Linked DNA regions of Homo sapiens: regions 1, 2, 3, 4 and 6 are each linked to region 5. The links are chromatin contacts, found by Hi-C or POLR2A ChIA-PET in ENCODE. All regions are on one chromosome and are shown on one strand. Each heading gives the region's core, a stretch centred on a gene start or an enhancer-like site at or near the end of the contact. The rest is flanking DNA. Distances are from core to core; before and after follow the strand shown. Region 1 holds the start of NFX1 (nuclear transcription factor, X-box binding 1). Region 2 holds the start of CCDC107 (coiled-coil domain containing 107). Region 3 holds the start of BAG1 (BAG cochaperone 1). Region 4 holds the start of CLTA (clathrin light chain A). Region 5 holds the start of SIGMAR1 (sigma non-opioid intracellular receptor 1). Region 6 has its middle 71 kb from the start of RNF38.

The links. Hi-C counts contacts between places; a loop is a spot of excess contacts on that map. ChIA-PET counts read pairs that join two places held with the same protein, here RNA polymerase II (POLR2A). Pooled maps may share reads with other maps.
Region 1: a loop to region 5 is called in a pooled map, with 5 times the contacts of the local background. The contact joins the promoter of NFX1 here to the promoter of SIGMAR1 in region 5. A Hi-C loop is called at or near these places in 7 of 50 pooled maps. POLR2A ChIA-PET finds 5 or more read pairs at or near these places in 2 of 52 experiments (activated B cell and activated T-cell).
Region 2: a pooled map shows a loop between it and region 5 (21-fold over the local background). The contact joins the promoter of CCDC107 here to the promoter of SIGMAR1 in region 5. A Hi-C loop is called at or near these places in 2 of 37 single-sample maps with no recorded cell type and 7 of 50 pooled maps.
Region 3: a loop to region 5 is called in a pooled map, with 12 times the contacts of the local background. The contact joins the promoter of BAG1 here to the promoter of SIGMAR1 in region 5. A Hi-C loop is called at or near these places in 1 of 168 maps with a recorded cell type or tissue (posterior vena cava) and 5 of 50 pooled maps.
Region 4: a loop to region 5 is called in a pooled map, with 6 times the contacts of the local background. The contact joins the promoter of CLTA here to the promoter of SIGMAR1 in region 5. A Hi-C loop is called at or near these places in 6 of 50 pooled maps.
Region 6: a pooled map shows a loop between it and region 5 (2.1-fold over the local background). The contact joins the enhancer-like site here to the promoter of SIGMAR1 in region 5. A Hi-C loop is called at or near these places in 8 of 50 pooled maps. POLR2A ChIA-PET finds 5 or more read pairs at or near these places in 2 of 52 experiments (activated CD4-positive, alpha-beta T cell and activated T-cell).

What each region holds. Positions count from the first base shown.
Region 1 is chr9:33,289,245-33,291,944 of GRCh38, reverse strand. It overlaps NFX1 (nuclear transcription factor, X-box binding 1), which reads right to left and starts at 1,429. Exons shown (of 24, transcript NM_002504.6): 1 at 1,348-1,429. The coding sequence starts at 1,372. It also overlaps the pseudogene LOC100862682. RefSeq lists enhancers at 1,154-1,203, 185-1,384, 1,354-1,403, 1,414-1,833, 2,539-2,700.
Region 2 is chr9:35,656,877-35,659,576 of GRCh38, reverse strand. CCDC107 (coiled-coil domain containing 107) reads right to left here and starts at 1,285. Exons shown (of 5, transcript NM_174923.3): 1 at 1,092-1,285; 2 at 850-1,001. The coding sequence starts at 1,197. It overlaps ARHGEF39 (Rho guanine nucleotide exchange factor 39), which reads left to right. Exons shown (of 9, transcript NM_032818.3): 9 at 1-234. It also overlaps RMRP. RefSeq lists a silencer at 1,163-1,422 and enhancers at 1,505-2,012, 2,013-2,521.
Region 3 is chr9:33,263,383-33,266,082 of GRCh38, reverse strand. BAG1 (BAG cochaperone 1) reads left to right here and starts at 1,375. Exons shown (of 7, transcript NM_004323.6): 1 at 1,375-1,859. The coding sequence starts at 1,409. CHMP5 (charged multivesicular body protein 5) reads right to left here and starts at 1,034. Exons shown (of 8, transcript NM_016410.6): 1 at 936-1,034; 2 at 1-73. The coding sequence starts at 1,004. RefSeq lists enhancers at 827-1,066, 1,597-2,186, 2,317-2,366 and a silencer at 1,247-1,566.
Region 4 is chr9:36,189,571-36,192,270 of GRCh38, reverse strand. CLTA (clathrin light chain A) reads right to left here and starts at 1,350. Exons shown (of 5, transcript NM_001833.4): 1 at 998-1,350. The coding sequence starts at 1,214. RefSeq lists enhancers at 1,155-1,374, 1,090-1,715.
Region 5 is chr9:34,636,340-34,639,039 of GRCh38, reverse strand. It overlaps SIGMAR1 (sigma non-opioid intracellular receptor 1), which reads left to right and starts at 1,253. Exons shown (of 4, transcript NM_005866.4): 1 at 1,253-1,493; 2 at 1,620-1,820; 3 at 1,951-2,043. The coding sequence starts at 1,343. RefSeq lists a silencer at 1,014-1,503.
Region 6 is chr9:36,469,791-36,472,490 of GRCh38, reverse strand. It overlaps a transcript of RNF38 not described here. Among named protein-coding and RNA genes, the nearest start is that of RNF38, 71 kb to the right of the region's middle. Within about 2 kb of position 1,375, at least 30 of the 41 ENCODE cell types and tissues checked have a DNase peak (open chromatin) inside an H3K27ac peak, as active enhancers do.

The DNA of each region.
Region 1 (2,700 bases), core at 180-2,679, 1.3 Mb after region 5:
CTAGGGTACACCAATGCAGTGTGTTTTCCAACTTTTTTTTTTGAGACGAAGTCACACTCTGTCGCCCAGGCTGGAGTGCAGTGGCACGATCTTGGCTCACTGCAACTTCCGCCTCCAGGGTTCAAGCAATTCTCTTGCCTCAGCCTCCGGAGTAGCTGGGACTACAGGCGCGTGCCACCATGCCCAGCTAATTTTTTGTATTTTTAGTAGAGACGGGGTTTCACCGTGTTAGCCAGGATGGTCTCGATCTCCTGACCTCGTGATCCGTCCACCTCGGCCTCCCAAAGTGCTAGGATTACAGGCGTGAGCCACCACGCCCGGCCCTAACTTTTTAAACTAAGAACCATAGTAATAAATACATTTTACCTGCCACCCAGTATACAAATACATATATGGTCTTCTTGGTGCCCCAACGGCTGGTCAGGGACAGAGCTGAGATTCAAACCAATGGTTTCCAAACTCCATTCTGCAAACTGCTGCCCTGTTTTCCAGAGTGGGCCATAAAATCAAATGAAGGCAGTGGGCTGTGACATATTTTTAAACGAAACAGAAAACAGAATATATTGCTGATTGTAAAACAAACCAACCAACCTCACTGCTTCCAGAAACTTCTGGTTCGCTTTTATATTTATGTAAGTGTACAATATTTAAGGTCGCGATGCAAAATGTTTCTTTTGGTTGCTGTCCAACACATTTGGAAAACACTGATCTATGGAACACCCTGAGGAAATGGATGTTATATCAACGAACAAATGAGGCTGTCTCTACACACTGAGGCAACTCCAGGAGGGGGAGTGAGTGAACAATTACAGAATAGGTACAGTACAGGGCGGGAGCCATCACAGGAATTAACTTATCTACTCCCAACTGACAGATGAGGAGACTGAGACTGAGTCACACGGGGTTCGCAGCAGGCTGAGACTCTAAACTACTGGAATTCGGCTCGCGCCCACGCCACCACTCCAGGCGGTATGAGCACACCACACCCTACACGTCAAGAGCCCGCCACCGTCACTGGCTGTGACCTGGCCGACGCCCGCCTGTCGAAGGTCAGTGCGCCGCTGCCCCAGAAACAGCCTGTGGGAAGGCAGGGCACCCACATCGACTCGCAGCGCCGGGACAAGTCCTCTCTCCTCCGAAACCCAGCTACTGGGCTTCACCATCTAGTCCAAGAAGACACAGATCTTCGTACGCACGATGCGCGGGGCTTGGCCCTTCCGAGCCACTATCCTACGCCCTAGCATGTGCTACTCTCGCGATATGAGTGGCTGAGGCCCTAGAACTTCGTCACTGACCCAATTTCCGCTCCCTGAAAGGGGCCCAGTCCCGCTCGGGCCGGGACAATACCTGAGACAGGAGGCGCCTCCGCCATCCCGTGCCGCAGAACCTAGATCGAGCTGTACAGCCAAGTCAGCACTGTCACCAGGTCACGTGCCCCGGACTTCCGGCGCCGCGAGAATATTCGCATCTGCGCGCCGTGTAGACGGCCACAGAGGTTGCGCAGCCCGAATCTGTGTGGCGCGTTCGTGACGTCAGATAGACGCGCCAGGTGTCGGGCGGGAGGAGGAGACTAGTAGCTGGATGGAAATAGCAACAATCGCAGGAGGGAGGGCGGCGACTTGCGTAATCATTGTGGTTTTCCTTTTTTTATTTTTTGATATAGGGTCTTGCTGCCTTACCCAGGCTTGAGTGCAGTGGTCTGATCATGGCTCACTATAGCTTCAGTCTCTAATCCTCCCGCCTCAGCCTTCCGGTAGCTGGAACTACAGGCGGAGCCACCATGCGCAGCTATTTTTAGTAGAGACGGGTTTCGCCATGTTGCCCAGGCTAGTCTCTCCAACTCCTGGCCTCAAGCGATCCTGCCGCTTTGGCCTCCTAAAGTGCTTGGCTTACAGGCGAGCCACCACGCCTGGCTCCAGACTTTTTTTTTTTTTTTTTTTTTTACAAAGGCGTTTATTCTCATCAGTATCACCGATATTCTCATGGTTCACATTTGCCAACGCCGCTCCTCTCCTTACAGTAGTTAAATGTGCAATCTCACTTGGGGGCCCAGGGAGGGGTGGGGGCTCGGCCCAGGGTGGGGAGGGCGTTGGCACTTCACGTGGACAGGGTGGGCAGCCTGTCCTGCGTGAAAGAGGTGTGGGTGAGTGGGCGGCCAGGGAAGGGGAGTTGGCAGGGGAGGGCCCCGCAGTCTTTTTTTCTTTGGTGGTTGGTGATTCTCCATTCAGATTCCTTCCTGGCTTCCCAGGGTAGGGGAACCATGCAGCTCAGGGCAGGGCAGGGGAGGAAGAGAAGGAAAAAGCAGCAGGCCGCCCGGGGGGAAAGGTGGAGGGTGAACGGCAGGGCAAGGGGGAACGGGTGGCTCCTGAGGTAAGGCACAACCCTGTCTTTGGCTTTCCTGGTGAGGAGTTTCCTCCCCTGCACCCCCTGCCCGACGCTTCTCCCCACCCCCCCACCCCCCAGACCCACACACAGTCCCAGGAGCCAGGGGGCACCACCTCCTGGGGTCCCTGAAACAAGTGGGCTCTGCCACCCAAGCCAGTGCCGCAGGGGCTCGAGGAGGGACACCCGAGGAAAAGGCAGAGAGGGGCAGGCAGGGGCCTACCCAGGACAAGGGGGTGGGGGTGAGAAGACCCTAGGCCCAGGAGCTGGGCCCCCCGCCCCAACTAAGTCCTGGAAGTGGGGGAGCACCTGCTTCCT
Region 2 (2,700 bases), core at 36-2,535, 1.0 Mb before region 5:
AATTCTCCAGGGGCATTCTGATTGGCAGGTGAAGCACAGTGCCATGTTCCCAGCACTGATTTGGGAAGTGGCTTGTCACATCCCACAGTGAACTCAGTCAACTGGAATGCCTAACTCTCTTTCATAAGACCTCCTGCTACATTATGTTTCTCCCAGACTGTACTCAGGTCCAAGAACAGAATTTACTAGTCTATCCTTCTCAAAGTTCATCATTAAATTCAGTCATTCATCCTAGCCTGTCACATCTACCTGGGGTCATTATTAGCTATCTCTTCTAGTTTCATATATCTAAACTGGTTCCATCGGTTCTATTTTATAATGCAAGTACGTAATAGGGTCACGGCTAAAGACACAGCCCTGGAAGGTACTGTTTTTCAAAATGTACTGTCAACTTACATTTCAGGGCCTCCTCCCAAGGAGAACATGAGACCACTTCATATCTGGAACTCTAGAAACACTGGCTGCAGCAATCAACCTCCTGTGCCAAGGCTGGCCCCACTCTTGTAGCATGGACACTGCTAGCTGGGTTCAAATCCCAGCTCCAGCAGTTGCCAGCGCTGGGTGACCTCGAGCAAGTGACTACTCCTCACTGGATTGTAGGAGAACTAAATGTGATAGTCATTATTTACAGTTCACCACACGCTCTTCACATCCGTTACCTCCCTGGATCCTCAAAATAACCTCATAATATTGGAAGGCCAACGGACTACTGTCTTTATTTTACAGACAGGGAAGCTGTGTCTTGTTCTTGGTACCCTGGCACCCCCATGGGAGATTCGGGCTCAGGGGATCCCCACGCCCGGCGGTCCCGCACCTGCAGGGGCACCCCTACCCCCGGCCGCCCCGTACCTGCAAACACTTGTACAGCACAAAAGCCGCGACGGCCGCGGTGTACAGCGCCCCCAGAGGCAGCGACCCGGCCCGGGTCCGCTCGCGTTGATCCTTGAGCGGTGGTCGCCGCCGGGGTTCCGTGGCTCCAGAGCCGGGGTGGGCTGCGTTCCCTGCGGAGGGAGGATACAGGCGAGTCAGCCGAGCTGGGGCCTGGGACCCGTGCGCAGTCCCAGCCCTCCTCCAGCAGCCCTAGCTGGTACCTGGGTGTGCCCGGAGGTCGGGATTGGCGCGGTCTCCTAGGACCCCGGACAGCGCAGACACAAGCAGCAGCCCCACCACACCCAAGAGCGAAACTGCGCCCGCCATTGCCGGCCCACGGGTGGAGGGATCGGGCGGGCGGTGCCGAAGCGGTCCGGCATTGGCCGGCCGCCCCAACGCGCACGCGCACGCGAGCAGGCCGGCCGGCTCCGGGGAGGCCACGCCCACTCCCCGTAGGGCGGGGCCAGACCATATTTGCATAAGATAGTGTCATTCTAGCTTTCCTGTATTTGTTCATTTCGTGTCTATTAGCTATTCTGCTAGCCACAATGCCTCTGAAAGCCTATAGTCTTAGAAAGTTATGCCCGAAAACGGTTTTTTTAATCTCACGCCACCAACTTTCTCACCCTAATCATAAAACACAATTTCTTTAGGGCTATAAAATACTACTCTGTGAAGCTGAGGACGTGGTTCGTGCTGAAGGCCTGTATCCTAGGCTACACACTGAGGACTCTGTTCCTCCCCTTTCCGCCTAGGGGAAAGTCCCCGGACCTCGGGCAGAGAGTGCCACGTGCATACGCACGTAGACATTCCCCGCTTCCCACTCCAAAGTCCGCCAAGAAGCGTATCCCGCTGAGCGGCGTGGCGCGGGGGCGTCATCCGTCAGCTCCCTCTAGTTACGCAGGCAGTGCGTGTCCGCGCACCAACCACACGGGGCTCATTCTCAGCGCGGCTGTTTTTTGTTCCCGAGACCACGGCTCACTGCAGCCTCGACCTCCCCGGGCTCACGCGATGCCTCACCTCAGGCTCCCAAGTAGTTGGGACCGCAGGCGCACGCCATCATGCCTGGCTAATTTTTGTATTTTTTGTAGAGACGGATTTTCACCTGTTGCCCAGGCTGGTCTCGAACGCCTGGTGTCAAGCGATCAGTCCACCTCGCCCTCCCAAAGTGCTGGGATTACAGGCGTGACACCGCGCCCGGTCAACGCGGCTGCTTTTCATGCGCGGGCAGCTTTACGCTGTTCTTGGCCTTGCTATGAAGTCCTTGTGCTCATTACTCCAAATATGGAGCATTCCTGAAACAGCCTCCTCTTCTACCTCCCTCTCCCTTTGGCAAACGCCATAGTAGCCACCATTCACTGTGTAGCTGGTACACAACATATGGACTCTGCTTGGGCTAGAATCCTGCCTCCTGTACTCAAGAGCGGTGACCTTGTGAAACTTAGTTCTCTCTCCGTGCCTTCCTTTCCACTCTGAGGAATGAAGATAAGCACTTACTTCAAGAGCTATGATGATTAAATGGGATCACTCAAGTTAGAACCGTGCCTACTTATTAGTGATTTTTTTTTTTTTGGAACGGCGGGTCGCTCTCTTGCCCAGGCTGGTCTTAAACTCCTGGGATCCTCCCGCTTCAGCCTCCCGGGTAGTTGACATTACAGGCACGTGCCACCCCGACGGACTCTAGTGATTTTTTAACTTGAGCAGCTACTACTGTAAGCCAGACAGTTGAAATTACACTGACTCTCCCTGACATGCCGCTGCATTCCCTTTCTGCATACTGGGTTCTACACGACCTTCAGTTCTCAGCTCAAGTGTGTTCCCATCATTCGG
Region 3 (2,700 bases), core at 126-2,625, 1.4 Mb after region 5:
GATCCTTATACTTCACTAGCTCAGCATCCAATCGAGAAATCTTCTTGTCAATGGATTCTGCTCTACTGTCCACCTTAGGGGAAAATATCAAATGCACTGGTAGTTACTGCAATACACTTATTCCAGAAGGGGCAGGTAGAGAGGAAGGAATACAGAGGAAGAAAAGAGGAGCTTAAGGGGAAGGGTGAAAAACAGTGGTTCACAAAGAAGGGTATTCCCAACCAGAAACCCTGGGCTTTATAAATTATTCTCTTACCCCCCGCCACACTGCCCCGATTCTGATATACCAGGTAGCCTTCAAGTGGGTTGGGGCAGAAAATAATTTGAGAATCACTGAGTTGAGTTGGAATTTCCCTAGAATCAGAGACTAGCCAGGCTGAGAGTTCCTCCAAGAGGCACATGAAATGGGCCAGTGCCAAGTGAAACCAGCTGATTGTAGATCTAATGCCATTCCCTAAATCGGGGATGGTGGCTTAATCTGAGGGGCTAGGGTTCTGAGTTTTGTGTTACTGAGATCCAGGACGAAGGCACAGATATGTTGACCTAGGATATCAAGCTGAGTCCTGATGTGGACTGGGGATGACAGATGGAAGAAGGGTAAGGGATCAGGCAGGATGAGGTGGGAAGGGTGTATGGGCCTAGGGCTGGGTGAGGTGAGAGGATCAAGGCGAGAGCGAGTGGACGGGCAATGGGCATCAAAACGGGTTGGGTGCTGGCAGGGCAAGGCAGTGATGGGGTTAGGGGTTCCCTGGTTTGTGGCGTTAGGAATGACTTGGGTAACAGGGATGAAGGGGAGAAGGTGAGATAGAGAGGGACGACGTGTAAGGGGCCCAGGACCCGAAATGAAGTGGAAGAATATGGGCCCGGGGCTGGGGGTGGGCGGGGTCGGGTGTGTCAGAGGTCCTGAGCCTACTTATGCATGATCAAATGCCCACCGTGCCAATGCAGTCAGTCAGGCTGGGCGGCGGAGCCTTGGGTTTCGCTTTCCCGAAGAGTCGGTTCATCTTGAGCAGCCGCGAAGAAACCCAAACACTAGAGCAAAACCAGAAACGGAAGCAGAGTCACTCCCGCCTCGACTTCCGGCCCCTCCGTGCGCAAGCGCAATATGCCTCCTGGCGTTTCCCGATTCTTTTTCCGGATTTTCAGCCGGGTCTTCCGGGGATGGAGAGCAAAAGGACTTGGTGCTCTCGGAGAGAGCCTGCAGGGGGCGGGGTGTTGGTAGAAGGAGTGGGAGGGGTTTTACTGTAGCAAGGCGGGGCCTCAGTTGAGTGGGTGGGGCCTGGAGGCAACTAACGCGGCATAGGGCGAGGGCGGGGCCGGCAGGCCGGGGCGGGGCTGGGAAGTAGTCGGGCGGGGTTGTGAGACGCCGCGCTCAGCTTCCATCGCTGGGCGGTCAACAAGTGCGGGCCTGGCTCAGCGCGGGGGGGCGCGGAGACCGCGAGGCGACCGGGAGCGGCTGGGTTCCCGGCTGCGCGCCCTTCGGCCAGGCCGGGAGCCGCGCCAGTCGGAGCCCCCGGCCCAGCGTGGTCCGCCTCCCTCTGGGCGTCCACCTGCCCGGAGTACTGCCAGCGGGCATGACCGACCCACCAGGGGCGCCGCCGCCGGCGCTCGCAGGCCGCGGATGAAGAAGAAAACCCGGCGCCGCTCGACCCGGAGCGAGGAGTTGACCCGGAGCGAGGAGTTGACCCTGAGTGAGGAAGCGACCTGGAGTGAAGAGGCGACCCAGAGTGAGGAGGCGACCCAGGGCGAAGAGATGAATCGGAGCCAGGAGGTGACCCGGGACGAGGAGTCGACCCGGAGCGAGGAGGTGACCAGGGAGGAAATGGCGGCAGCTGGGCTCACCGTGACTGTCACCCACAGTGAGTGTCGGGCGCCAGGTGGGCTCCATGCAGGTCCCGAAAGCCCGGCGGGGTCTGTGGGTTTAGTCACGTGTCCTCCAGAAGCGTGTGACCTTGCGCTTGTCCTGGCGTCCGGAAGCGTGGGTTATTGGTTGTGTCCGTGGAACTGTCTTTTGTCCCGGGCTTGTGTCTGTACACTTTTCCATGTGGCCGGTGTATTTTGTCTCTGGTCATTTGTGCGATCCTGGGTGTTTGAGCTTCTCCGTGCTTTACGTCGTGGGCCTGGTTGTGTTTGTGTGCCCGCGCAGTTATTGTGCCCTTTGTGTCAGGCATATATTGGGCCATGTGGTCTACGACTGCTCCGTGTGTGATAAGTCAGAACTTCGTGCATGCCGGGGTGCTCCTCGTGTGCTGAGTGCCTTCTCCGTGTGCGCCGCTTGAGTTGGCCGTGGGTCCAAGCGTTGTACTCTGGGCACCCTTTGGGTCTGCCTACTGTTGGAGTTGACACACCACCAAATGAAGTCAGTACACCGGAGAGCTGAGTCCATGAGGTTTCTCTAGAACCAGCTAGGGGAGGCCCAAGGGTCTGGGAATCTGGAGACCTGGATTCTAGATCCTGCGGTTTTGAGTGACCTTGGGATGGACGGCTTCTTCTAAGAATCCGGTTTCTCCTCTGTGAAGTAGATTTGGTAACCCTGGCTCCTGCTGACCTCACGGAGCTGTTGGGGGAACCAAACCTTGGTGTAATGTACTGTACACAGGCTCCCTCCTTGCTGTCCGCATCCCTGGAAAAGAATTGGCGTCTCTTCTTCAGAAAGAAAGGCTCTGCTGTTCGTATGCATTTGTCTGTTTACTTAGCACA
Region 4 (2,700 bases), core at 101-2,600, 1.6 Mb before region 5:
TCGTATATGTTACCTACCTGGCTCCTTAAGGTTTGAATTTAGGGTAGACACTACTCCTATATGCCCCAGTAGTGCCCTATTCTCCCTTAGTTGGAATTTTTTAAGTGAATGAAAAGCCGTATTTCATTTCTTCTAGCTAAATTTCCTACTTCTTTGTATTATTAAGTAGGTCTTTTCCACTCATGATCCTAAGCATCACACACAGGTTAAGGCATCCAAAGGTCAAACTGCCATCCTACCTGCCCCATTTTTACTTGAGTTTGGCTGAGAACATTCTCTATTCACCTCTTCATCCCTCCCTGATTGGTTTAGGCTAATCTTGGGTTCTGCTTAGGCAATATTGCCTACCAAAGCTGTTCCCAGAGGAAGAGCTCCAGAAGTCCTAGCTGTAAATCAATCGCTCAACGATAGCAAACTCCTACCGCGCTTGGCAGTTCTTTCTCCAGACCTAGATCATCTTTCGAGTTCCCTACTCCCTCCTTCCTCCTCGTAATCCAACACTCTGTACACCTTAAGTGCTTAAATGCTGAACTGCATTGCTACTTTTGTTTGTATCTCTCAAAAACGATATTTCCATTCTTATTTTTTTCCGCCCTCCTTTTCTAATAACGAGTTCTGTGCTCGGCTCAGACTTATAAGCTTATAAGTCTGGAAAAACTGCGCCAATGCGGTTGCTTCAGAGACCGGACTAAAGGCACAGCAAATGCTTAATGAAAAGTTGCTGAATTGAACGGGCTTCTTCCGGCTCCGGAGCCTGCCACCCTACACTTGCTTTCTCGCTCCGCCCGCGCCCAGAAGCACTCAAACATGCTGAGAACCGAACAGGCTTCTCGAGCCTAGGTTTCTGAAAGACCGGGCCAGGGTCTCGTTTCCTGTTTGCACTGCTCCCTAACCTCCTAATTCAGCAAGGAGCACGAGTCACACAGAAGCTCTCGGACCCACTGTGGACCGAGTTTCCAGACAAGTCCTCTCGCCCCAAACGCGCCCGCACTCTCACCCGGACCCCCCGGCGGCTCGCCGTGCGGCTGGGGCCCGGGGGCGCCGCCGTCCAGGATGGCGAAGGCCTCGTCGTTCTCGATGCCCGCAATCTCGCTCTCTTGCTGCGCCAAGAAGGCCGCAGCCGGGTCTTCTTCGCCGGCGCCGGCCACTCCGTTCCCCAGCGCGGGACCGCCAGGGGCGCCGGCAGGGGCGCCGAACGGATCCAGCTCAGCCATGGCGGGCAACTGAACGGCACGGACACCAACGGTGAGACAAAAACCAACCGACCCACCGACACCACGCCCGGCAGCCACCGCTGTGGTGCCGACTGGGAGAGGAGGACAAGCGCCAGGAGGGAGACGGGTAAAGCGGAAGCCCTACCCGTGTATCCGGTCGGTCTAGGCGGTGTTGCAGAGCCGAAAAGGGAACAACCAATCAGAGGACAACAATGGTTCAGGAGCTACCCAATCAGCAAGTGGAGGGGCGGTCCCCCTAAAACAACTCGTGACTGGGGTAGGGCGGGAGGTGAGGGAGGTGAGCTGCGCGGGCCCCGGGAGGCGGAAGTGCTGCCTGATAGGGAGCGTCCTACCCACCCCGTCTGCTGGAGCTGGACTGACCAGGGACGGCCACCCCTGAGGGGACTCTAGTGCTGCACTGGGAGGTGAGGTGAAGTTAGGGCAGCGACGATTGGCCGATTACTGAAGAGGCATGCCACTTAGGCTTTCTGAACCTCAGTTTCCTCATTCGTAAAATAGAAACAAGAATCCTGCTCTTGCGCCCCCTCCCGGGATTATTAGAAGATTGAATCCTAAAAAAAAAGAAGAAGAAGATTGAATCCTTTTATGGATTTGAGGGTCCCTGGCTTTATAAATTTAAAATATTTAATTCTTTCAGCCAGCCTGGATTATTTGCTCCCTTAGAGCCCATAGATTTACTGTAATTGATTCAGTCCACTCCGATTTTTCTCGCCCATAAGTATTTTTATTTAAAAATGAATATATCTTATCTTCTTCAACGAAGCACTTTTGCAGCCATTACGTCTTTTCGGAGCTAGACAGAAGTTACTAAACCTGGAAAATTCCTTAAGGATCACTTGCTTCAAAGGGAGACACGGTGGCCCTGCTGTTCAAGGAGCGTCAGTGACCCAGAGAGTCAGTGACCAAGAGGAAACGCCTGTCTCCTGGGGACTTCCAAGATACTAGCTACAGTCTCTTATATTTACACCTTTCCTCCCTAAGGACAGCAGGAAAAAGAAAGTTCCGTGTTTCTTTTTAAATCAGGGAGATGTTAATAGCTACATGGCTCATTTTGTCTACACCACAGAAATAACAGTGGTTCCAGTTAATCATGCTCATGTTGAGGGGGAGTGCTTATGCAGGGGCCACCAGAAGACCCCTCTCCTTCACTACCACCACCACCACCCTAAGAAATGAAAAGCCAAAAAAAGAAACCAAAAAACCAGAGGTCAACAAGAAGCTTCCAGAGGTAGTCAGCAGGGGACAAGAAAGTGTTTTTATAAAAAACGCACATATCTTTGATGACAAAAAAAAAGGGATAGCTATGAAGGAAAAATGAAGCAAATAAAAATTATTTAAAGCATATATTTACTTAAAGCATAATTTTAAAGTCATTTAAAGTATGAACCATAGGAAAGTGTTGAAGAAAAACATTTAAGAAAGTTAAAATGTTAGGGTCTGCAATTGATTCTGTTTCCCCTTGTCT
Region 5 (2,700 bases), core at 4-2,503:
TAGCAGGAGCCAGGCCTTGAACTCAGGCAGTCCAGCTCCAGAGTTTATTTCTTAATCACTGCACAATGCTACCTCTTTTCTCTTTTGTTTCTTTTCCTTTTTGCTTTCTTCTTCCTCTGCCTACCCTTTGCTGTTGGTGCTCTCCAGGGCTCTGTCTTTAGCCTTATCTTACTCTATTCTCTCTCCCTGTGAGATTTCATCCATTCTTAGAGGTTTTCTGTAGACTCTCCAGTGAGATCTCTAAGCTGGGGAGTAGGACCATTGTTTCTAGCCATATCCCTAATGGCCACCACAGAACTTGGCACATACAAGTGCCAACAAAGTATCTGAATGAATGACAACTCCCAGCTCTATCTCCAGACTGGAGCTGAGCTTCGAGACCTGGACACTCAACTGCCCACTAGACATGCAAAGGATGTTAGCCAAATAAGGGGAAAGTGGGGATAGGATAAAGGGGGAAAGAGTATTCCAGGAAGAAGAGATCAAGCCCTGCCAACTCCATTTCCAGAGTTGTTAAGCTCATTTCTTTCTTCCATCTCCACTGACACAGACCTTCCCTCTTACCTGGCCCACAGTCATGGTCTCCCTGACTCATCTTGCTCCCCTCCACTCGACAGTCCTGTGCCACTCGGTGGCAAAATCTAATCCCCTTCCTCCCTTGCTGATAACCCTCAGCTGGTTTACAAGGCCTCCTCTCACATTTTGTGCCGCAGAACAGAGAAGGAATTGTAGGCCCCTGAAGACCCCAAGCTGTCTCTCCTCGGAGGCCTTTGCTCTAGGGGCTGGTCCCTGTGGGCTGGCATGCCCCTTCTGCGAGCTCTTAAAGACACTGCTCAGGTGTCACCGCCTCTGGAATGCCCACCCTGGGGCTCCCAGCTTGAACTGCCTCCTCTCCGCTTCAGTCCTGGTAAAGGCGGGCCTTAACAATCGTTGAGTCCCAGAAGGCTTCACTTCCGGGCTCGTCTGCTTCACCAGCCAGTGAGCTCGGGCGAGCCCGTCCATTCTGGGTCTCACTATCCCCACACCTATCCGTATGTAGAGTGGCGCTAGCTAGGTCAGACCTCGCCTGAAGACCCTGACATCTGCCGCTGGGCGACTTGGCCCCGCCCCCTTGCCTCCCTTGCGCGGCACCGCCCCACTCCTCCGTGCTCCCCCCGAGGAAATGGTTCAACCGAAGGGCGGTGCCAAGGTGCCCGGGCCGCTCCGATTGGTCAGGGCGAGCCGTACCACGGCGGTGGCGGGGGAGCGCTTCGTGGGCAGCCGGCGGGCTCCGAGGCCGTGAGCGCAAAGCCTCAGGCCCCGGCTCCCTCCTGAGCTGCGCCGTGCCAGGCCGCCCGCCGGGATGCAGTGGGCCGTGGGCCGGCGGTGGGCGTGGGCCGCGCTGCTCCTGGCTGTCGCAGCGGTGCTGACCCAGGTCGTCTGGCTCTGGCTGGGTACGCAGAGCTTCGTCTTCCAGCGCGAAGAGATAGCGCAGTTGGCGCGGCAGTACGCTGGTGAGCGGGCAGAGGGCAGGGAGGGGAGCGGCCGGCCTGGGAGCGGAGCCTAGGGTTCCGAAGGCGCCATCCCCGGACCTAGGACCGGTGCCAGCCCTGACTCCGCCGCCCCTCTGCCTCCGCCAGGGCTGGACCACGAGCTGGCCTTCTCTCGTCTGATCGTGGAGCTGCGGCGGCTGCACCCAGGCCACGTGCTGCCCGACGAGGAGCTGCAGTGGGTGTTCGTGAATGCGGGTGGCTGGATGGGCGCCATGTGCCTTCTGCACGCCTCGCTGTCCGAGTATGTGCTGCTCTTCGGCACCGCCTTGGGCTCCCGCGGCCACTCGGGTCAGTGCTAGCGGCGGGCCAGACTGGGAGGCTGGGGTTGTAAAGGGGCCCATGCCCTCCTTTCTGATGTTTGGCTGGGCCATGCAATGGCGCGAATACCCTGATAGTGTCATGTGCGATTGTCACTCAGGGCGCTACTGGGCTGAGATCTCGGATACCATCATCTCTGGCACCTTCCACCAGTGGAGAGAGGGCACCACCAAAAGTGAGGTCTTCTACCCAGGTGGGTAAGAAGGCTCTGTCAGAGAAGTGGGTCCCTTCACGCGGGGGGTGCCCACAATTGCGGGGAGCATGGCATGGAAAAGGAGTGTGTTGGGGGGGCCCTCCTCATGGTTCCCTTCCTCCACCCTCCCATAAGCCACAGGTGATTGGTTGGGGCAGAGCTGAGGGACTCTTGCTTTCCTCTGTCAAGGGGAAACAAAACATAACAACTTCCTATTAAACATGTCTGATTTTTATCTGCCCAGGCACAATTTTGCCCAGACAGTATTCCAACAACTGTTGGGGAGACAATGGGTAATCAGAAATGCTCTCAATACCCCAAAAGACAAGACAGACAGTTATCTTTTTATTTGTTTGTTTTTTGAGATGGAGTCTTGCTCAGTCGCCCAGGCTGGCGTGCAGTGGCGCGATCTCGGCTCACTGCAAGCTCCGCTTCCCGGGTTCACGCCATTCTCCTGCCTCAGCCTCCCGAGTAGCTGGGACTACAGGCGCCCGCCACCACGCCCGGCTAATTTTTTTTGTATTTTTAGTAGAGACGGGGTTTCACCATACCAGCCAGGATGGTCTCGATCTCCTGACCTCGTGATCCACCCGCCTCGGCCTCCCAAAGTTCTGGGATTACAGGTGTGAGCCACCGCGCCCGGCCGCTCCCCTGCCT
Region 6 (2,700 bases), core at 126-2,625, 1.8 Mb before region 5:
TTCTCTGGGCCATGTTGAAAGAATTGTCTTGGACCACACATGAAATACACTTGAAGAAATTTATGAATTTGTGTTGGGCTGCATTGAAAGCCATCCTGGGCTATGGGTTAGAGAAGCTTGGTTTATGGATACCTAGGAAGGAAAAATGAATTCTCTGCCTTTCATAATTACTAAACTGTGGAATTCATAGGAGGAAGACATTGATTCTATACAGGCAGGATAAAAGCTGATTAATCCAGATAATTGAAGAGTTTCTACACACTCACTGTTCTTAGTTTTTAAAATAACCTTAGGTTTAGACCATATCTAGAGATTGATATGTTTGGTGGCTCTTAAGACATTGTTGACTGTCTTTGCTAATGGCAGGAATGTAAGTCAAGAACTCTTGTAATCGAATTATCTAATATTTTTATTAAAACTGCATATATAGTTGAAAACAAATTGTTATTTTAAAATTGTTTTTTTAAAATTGATATTTTAAAGCTTCAAGTAAAAGCTACCATTATTTGCTAAAAAAAAGAAACATTCCTCTTCCCCAAACAAATCCAAGAAGCAAAGCAAGAAGTGAAAAGATTTGACTTTTTAAAGTGAATTTGTAAATTGGATGCGGTGGCTCACCTGTAATCCCAGCTACTTGGGAGGCTGAGGTGGGAGGATGACTTGAGGCCAGATGTTTGAGACCATCCCAGGCAACATAGCAAGACTCCATTTCTAAAAAGAAGTAAAGTAAATTTATGTGCAACTCATAAATTCTGTGTTGAGATAAAAACTGAAGTTACAATTTGACTCTGGAATGTTTAGTTAGTACTATACATCTTTTGAGTCTAATTGACAGGGTGAGTTTTGTTTTGTTATTTTGAGATAAGAGTCACTATTTTGCCCAGGCTGGCCTGGAACTCCTGGGCTCAGGCGATCACTTCAGTCTCTGGAGTAGCTGGGATTACCGCTTCAGAAGTGATTTTGACAAGTTATTCTGGAACTGTGTTGGAGAAGTTTAAAAAAGGTTGGGGTGGGAGTCGAAATCAAACTAGTTTTACCATACCAGGATCTTTTTGTAGCACATTTGAGATGTAAACATGTTTCCTTTTGAAATTTGGTAGAATAGTTATATTATTTTTCCCAATGCTATGTGATTAAAAACACAAGGCTCAAATTTATTTTTAAGGCTTGATTAAAACCTCTTGTTTCTATGGAAGAAAAGTTATTAAATTGAAAGGGGGCTTTAGAAATTTTAATTCCAAGATTGCTTTAAGAAGAGAGAGGCAAGTCAAATTGGATATGGGCCTCACAGAATTGACCTTGCTACTTCCTGGGTCTGGGAAACTGAGGGGGCTATGTTGCATTGGGGCGGGGCGGAAGCCTGGTAGGAGCTAGAAGTGAAACTGGAAGTGCCTTAAAAAAGCACATCGTTGTGTTAGGCTGAGTCAAGCTGGAATGAGCAGTGAGACAGTACAATTCTTAGGCATAAATATGTACGTAGTTCACCTGTAGATTTGCTGGAAGAGCCGACATGTTTGCAGTACCACAGACCAGAGAAGTCTCAGTGGAGGAAAATGAGAGAGAAGCAAAGGGAGAGATGGAGTTAGGGGCCTTCGGGTTCAGATTTTGAAATAAAATCTATGAGTCTTTGAGGGAGGCAGCAGGAAGTTAAAGGTGGAATACTGGAAATAGTTTTCCTTCCTCCATGCTGTATGGAGATGGGGGCTGCTGCATGGAAGTGGGGGCTAGATGTTGGTGAAGGTGTCCTTGTTCGAGCAGAGAAGGTAAGGTATATCCCCTTGGTTGGTTTGTTTTAAGGTGACAGATTCCTGCTACAATATTAGCAATACAAACAAAGGTTAGACAATCTTGTTAATTTTATTATGCCTGGGGTTAAAATTGAAATTCCCTTATTTTAAAAGAAAAATAGCTTATAACATAACAGTGACATCTAAGCGGAATAAATTTCCATGGCAGTTTAATGGTAGTTGTGTGCTTTCTGTCACACACACAACATACTCTTGTCTAACTAGGGCATGCAGTGCTGTTTTTCCCACAGGATTGGTAAGTGATAGATTCATATTCAAAGAGAGAAAAACCACTGCTCTTTCAGTGGGCCTCCCCTACTTCCCATTCCCAGAAACCACTCAGACACTGTGTGGATGGGTGCGAAGCATTATGGATTGGGGCTTATGGTTTGTGGCCCTGAGGTAGACCAGGGGGATCTTGTTAAAATGCCGATTTCTGGCAAGGCATCAGGTGATGGTGAAGAAAGTTTTGAGTACCAGGAGGTAGAGTAGTGGTTCTTAGACTTTAAAAGCTGGACACCCCCACCAGTGCTTTTGATTCACCTCACTGGGTGGGGCCTGCAGATTTCATTTTAAACAGGTTCCTAGGTGATGCTAATGCACATGAAGGGCAGGGTGTGTTCTGAGAGCCACTGTGGTGGAGTAGAAACAACCGAGGAGAATCAAGCCCATCCATCTCATCCTGGCTTCTTGAGCATTATTTCCTTTTTCTTTGTTTTTGTTTTGAGACAGGGTTTCACTCTGTCACTCAGGCTAGAGTGCAGTGGCATGATCCTGGCTCACTGCAGTCTCGATCTCCCCAGGCTCCAGTGACCCTCCCTCCACAGCCTCCCAAGTAGCTGGGACTACAGGTGGGTGCCACTACTCCCGGCTAATTTTTTGTATTTTGTAGTAGAGACGGGTTTTCGCCATG